Linked DNA regions of Homo sapiens: region 1 is linked to region 2. The links are chromatin loops, found by intact Hi-C in ENCODE. Cell type or tissue: endothelial cell of umbilical vein. All regions are shown on one strand. Each heading gives the region's core, and the rest is flanking DNA. Links, peaks and the distances in the headings are about the cores only. Region 1 has its middle 36 kb from the start of TRIL. Region 2 overlaps SCRN1 (secernin 1).

The links. Peaks named below come from ENCODE experiments on the same cell type or tissue, not always from the same donor. Only the 100,000 strongest peaks of a DNase experiment are listed, where the experiment ranks them.
Region 1: it touches region 2 in a loop (17-fold over the local background); 7 of 110 quality-filtered maps call a loop at or near these places.

The regions. Positions count from the first base shown.
Region 1 is chr7:28,920,434-28,923,254 of GRCh38, forward strand. No RefSeq gene overlaps it. Among named protein-coding and RNA genes, the nearest start is that of TRIL, 36 kb to the right of the region's middle. In endothelial cell of umbilical vein, for the core only: CTCF peaks have their summits at 1,504 (motif pointing right), 2,369 (motif pointing right) and 2,569; DNase peaks (open chromatin) are centred at 1,538 and 2,388.
Region 2 is chr7:29,920,278-29,923,098 of GRCh38, forward strand. SCRN1 (secernin 1) reads right to left here. Exons shown (of 8, transcript NM_014766.5): 8 at 1-2,821. Among named protein-coding and RNA genes, the nearest start is that of FKBP14-AS1, 67 kb to the right of the region's middle. In endothelial cell of umbilical vein, for the core only: a CTCF peak has its summit at 1,342 (motif pointing left); a DNase peak (open chromatin) is centred at 1,334.

The DNA.
Region 1 (2,821 bases), core at 227-2,726, 1.0 Mb before region 2:
AGCCTGCCAGGATTTGGATCCCATCTCCTTCTCCTGCGTCTCCCTCTGCGATTGATGAACACCATCTTATTTTTAACTAGAACCCAGTCAAGCAGGAGACAATTTTTTCTTGTCTTAGTAGCCCAGTAGCTGTTGTTCCTCCTTAACAATCGACTCATCTATGCCTTGTGGGCCTGCGACTCCTGGAGCTTACCCTGTTTCTTTGAATTGCTAGTAAACTGCAAACCAAATCTATGATTCACCCTTACCAAAAGTTTTGCAGAACTTCATTTTCATTAGTGTATGTTGTGGACTCATCTCACGTCTGGCCCCATTTCATGTCCCTACACTTTCCTTTCCTCCCTTTTCCTTATCCCGCACCCCAAAACCAATGTCTATTTTATATCATGTTATTTTAAACATTAGATATAGATTTCCAAAACCACCTTAAATGTTTTGATTCAAAGTTCTAATATACATACATGGAATCAGAGTGATTTTTAATAATTGTGGTGTACAAAACACTATGTGCCTTTTTGGATTGGCTTTGCAGGAAAAGACATTTTTTTAAATAAGATCAACAAATAAAGGAATAGCTAAATTGGAACTTGGAAGCAGAATTCCAAATTTCTTGCCTTAACTGGTGGCTCACACACTCCTCAGCAAGTAACGAAAATATTTTAGATCTGTGGTCAAGTAAGCTCCTCCATTTCATAAGTTCAAAAGCAAGAAAAATATCAGGGAATTAATACAAATTCTACTAAAACTTTTAGAGTACTCTGTTTTAGAGGGGCTCTATGATTGCTAATATTTAAAGCTATATATTGTGAAGTTCTAAAACGTAAGATGAATTACAACATTTCCCTAACCCACTTATCACATTTTCAGGGCATGTTACATTTCAGAGGGGCATATATTTGGTTCTTATAATTTGTTTACTTTGATTGTTTCATTATAAAAGAAATACAAGTTTGTGTTAATAAATGAATGATAAAGTAAAAGACAAAAGTCTTCATCCTCTTGCCCTGTCCTCACCTTAATCCCCAGAGGTTACGATTGTTAGCAACTTGGTAACTATCCTTCTAGATCTTTTCTATGTATAGATACATACAAATGCTTGAGCATTGATGTAATGTATATTATAAAAAGAAGCTTTCTATTTCAAATGGATCCAGTGGATACAACACAATTTACTTACCCATTCGGTTATTTAACATTTTCAATGTTTTCTCCCATTTGATTTCAGAGCTGAAGGGGAAAACAGAGAGTGGCATGTTAGCCCCTTATTAACGCCCATCATTTTGTATGCTCCTGTCCACATTCCATATTGAATCCTAGCACATCAGTGGATCATTCACTTACTCTCTCTTTCATCTACAGCAGGAACGTAATAAGAACAAAGATGGTCATACTCTAACAGTCACATCCCAGTGGCTTCATGTTCCCTGGACAGGACTGCATTCACCAATATGTATCCCAGTGCTTGTGATTATTATAGTACTGTGTGACATTTGCATTACATCTGTAAATTCCCAGAATGGCCACCAGAGGGAATCAACCACCCAGCGCATTCAGAGCTATTGAGTCTAGCGCCAATGACACTGGCTTAGCTCTTATCTCGAATGTGTGTCTGCTTACATTGGCTAGCATTTTTTAAAATTAGATTATATTTTTAAAATGGCCATTACTGAACTCCTCTCCAATTAATATACGGAACAATGCAGGCAAAGTGCTTCAGACAGTGCCTGGCTAAATAAACACAGTAAGTTATTATTGTTATTGTCATTCATAAGCCATTTTAAAAAGAAGAGAACCATTCCTTGCTGTGCTATTATCCCTAACAAATATTTCCTGGCAAAGGCTCATCTATTTAGTAACAGTCCAATGCATAGTTACCACGCCGCTCCCCAAAGTGCTTTGGTCTTGGTTGCTTGATTAACTTCAGGATAAATGAGTGGCCCTAGCCAAGAAGACTTTTACAATTTTTCATTCTTATTTTCTGTTAAATATATGTTGCCTTATATACCTCTCTCTCCCCCTCCGCATACAATAAAATGCATTTCATGAAATACACACATTATATAGACTCTTTCATCAGAGAATGGAGGGAGATATTCTGGAAAAATGCATTTTTTAGTTACCACCATCGCCAAGATAGACTTTTGGACAATATTAAGCTTGTTGTCACTCACAAACCTTATTCAAGCATGTCCATGCCAATGATGAATGGATACTTTCTCTAATAAGTGCTCACAAATACAGCTATGGGAGGATTCCACCAAATTTACCTCAATTTCCATTATTTCAATATGCATTTACACATATTCTGATGTTTATTGACCAATGCTCCGTAAAAATCCAAAGGCAAATGAGTGAATGATGGTAAGCCTCGAGACCACACGGTGGCGCTGTTTCATCATACTTGAGAGAGGCTTTAGCACTTTGCAGGAGACCACGGCCCCCTGAAAACAGAAGACCATGAATACAAGAATTGCCTTCCCTGTGTTACTCCAATTTGAATGAGAGAACCCAGTAGAGTTTAACATTTAGCATTAATTCGTATCTAAACAACAAAACAGCACCAAAATGCAAATGTGAGGAAATCATTGCTGAAAAGTGGGTTGTTGGAGAAATGATACATAAATGCTTCATGCTGTTAATTTATGCTACCACTTTTCATAGCAATACTGCAAGCTCTCCCTAGATGTGCGAGGTGTTTTCACTTTCATGCTTATATTTTGTTCTCCACATGATCCAGTGAAGCAAGCAAGGGGGCTTTGATCTCTATTTTACAGCTAAGGAAACTGAAACCTTTCCTGGCACCCAAAGATTGCAAAATCTT
Region 2 (2,821 bases), core at 103-2,602:
TTATTCCCTGCCAATAGCATTTTCCATCTAACACATTTAAATTCTCACAGCATAATTGCAAACATGTACATATTGGTTCCCACGAGAAATCTGCAGGTGACATTTCGGGATGTTTGGAGTCAATCAGATAAAGCACATTATGACAGAAACCATAAGAGGGGAGCTGGGACCTGGGACTGTGCAGAATGAAAAGCCACGGCTACGGGAAGCATAAGCTTGTGCTGCAACGGCATGTGCACATGACCTGCTGCTCCTGGCCCTCTACGAAGCATGCCCAGCAAGGGAACCTCCTCCGTCCCTCCTCCACGTGCTTCCTTCCTAAGGCTGAGAGCTCAACTGAAGACCTTCCCCAATAAATGACAGATGGCTCTTCAGTCAGGAATGCAGTTAGTGGTTTCATGACAGACACACTGGTCCCACCCGGCTTCCCTGCTGAACCACCCAGTACTGAATAACACCTGTACCAATGTGGGATGACATCAGCTAGGAAGCAAAGTAATTTGCCTGGTTGATGATTATTTTTTATACCTAATGATTCACCCAATAGTAAAGGAACCCCACAGCTAAGGTCTAACAGGCATATACCTGCTCTGTTAGTTTATAAGAAAGACTCGTTCTAATAACACCAGGTCTTATATTATTGAGCACTAAGGAACCTCCATAATTTCGATTATATTCTACCTAAAATTTCAAAGCACCTCCAAGAATGAAAGGGTACTATTTCTGCTTTGCTAATTTACTCCTGCCAGAGCTTCTGTCCTTGAATATGAGGGCTATCTTCACCTATAGTAAATCCCATCTATTAGACAAGACTAGCTAGCTTATGTTTGGTTATGGGGCAAGGGAGTGGGGGAGAGATTCTGTCCTTTCTGGCTATGGCTTCTTTCTGCACAAGCATGCTCAGCCCCCACCCCAGTCTGAAAAGATACACAAAGGGTTTCCTAGGAAGCTACTTATACACTATGACCCTTAAACATAATTTTTGTATTTCATCTTGAATATTCATGTTCCCTATACTGCCTTCAGAAAAGCAATCCCTGGTCCACAAATTATTCATGTAACAAGCATTTTTCAAAAGCAAAATCTGTTAGGAACATTTAAAAATGAACATTCCTCACTATAACAGCCTGCTCAAAACCCAACAACCTATTTCCAGCTGTTAATATAAGTACATAAAGTCACTAAAAGTAAGCGCAGCCACATCAGCAGATTCTCTGCTCTCTTGTCGTCTTTCTCCACCCATCCCAATGCACAACTGTCAACTGTGCTTATAGACCACCTCCAGACCTGATGGGAGCTGCCACACCCCTTTTAACTTTTGCCAGGCTGTACCATGCCCTCTAGTGGTAGGACTAGGACATCACAATTGTGGTGCAGAGTATTAGCCAAGACAGCTCTCAATTAGGGTTGCCTTCTTTAAGATGCTTGACCAAGGTCAATGTACCCTAACAGAAGTAGCCATTGTGTTTCCCAATGGGTAATGACATAAAGCGGGTAGGGTTATCCATGGCCTTTGTTTGGCCCATAGAAATGAAAGGAGGCTTCTGTGTAATTAATTCTTACTAGACTTCTTTTGATCAAATCCTGAATCACCTTGGTTATCTCAGACATGTCAGGTCTGATGAGACATTTCATAGTAGGCGAAGGTGAAATCACTCAGTGAGATTTTAGAGCAGCTTTCTGTATCATCTTGCTTTACATAGCCACTTGGAACATGGACTTGGGAGGGGAGAGTTACCTACGTCATCCTCGAACCTCACTTTCCCCCCCCCTTAACAGTGATAGAAAGACACTTTTAGAATAGCCGCCCCACCTAAAAGGACACTCTAAATTCACCAACAGTGAAAGCCCAGGCCAAACCTGCGTGAAGCTCTTAGCAGCTACAGGCCACCATTATTGGTTGCCATTAACTCTGTCAGCTGAAATCGTCTTCCCATCACCCACAATGTGTGGTTAATGATTTTATATACAGAGTTTACAAAACTGCTGACTAAAAAGCTCATGGCACTCCTATACTCACGCTCTGGAGAGTTGGTAGAAAAAAAGAATGTGTTCTGATAAAACCTCTGATCCTCACTGTTCACATCCATGTAACAGGGCTCGGTCCCCTCAAAATCTCATGATACAGCTTCTGGGAAGGAGTTATTAACCCTGTCACTTCCCAGATTGCTGATACTCACAATGTTTCCATTTGCAGATTCCTGCCAAGAATGATGAGGCAGGATTAGGCCCAACTGGTGCTCTCCCACTAGCTGCTGTATTTACATACACTTCTGTTCATCATCTCTGCCCGTTTCAGGAGTAGCTGAGAGCTTGAATAGGTGGCGGTAAGCTCCCACCACCACCCCATGCCCAGTGCAGCTACCCGCCTGAATGAAGGCAGCTCCTGGGACATGTGAGGTGTGAGGAGTGGGGGGAAGATCCAGGGAAGTCAGCTGCTTTGTATTTGGGTTTGTGGGATGTAATGGCCTTGGCAGGAATGGTGGGGCCTGAACTGGTATCCTGCAGAGAAATGCTTCTATATCCATCTATCACCTCCTTGCCCTCTGTCTTCCCAATGCTAAGCCCATCTGGTCTTCCTTGCATGCTTTTCTATGCTCTGGTGGTAAGTCAAATCCTTTAAGTGAACCCGACATTGGAAACAAATCAGTTTAATTAAAGTCTCTCTGCTGAGATAATGTAGTGACTGCTAGGATTCCAGATATTTAACTAGAATCTAAATAGTCAAGAGTTCTTCCTTTTCTTTCCCTCCTTGGCTGAGAGATTCACTACTCTGTGGGTGGAACTGTGCCATAGGGCCATTCAATTACTCCTAGACTAG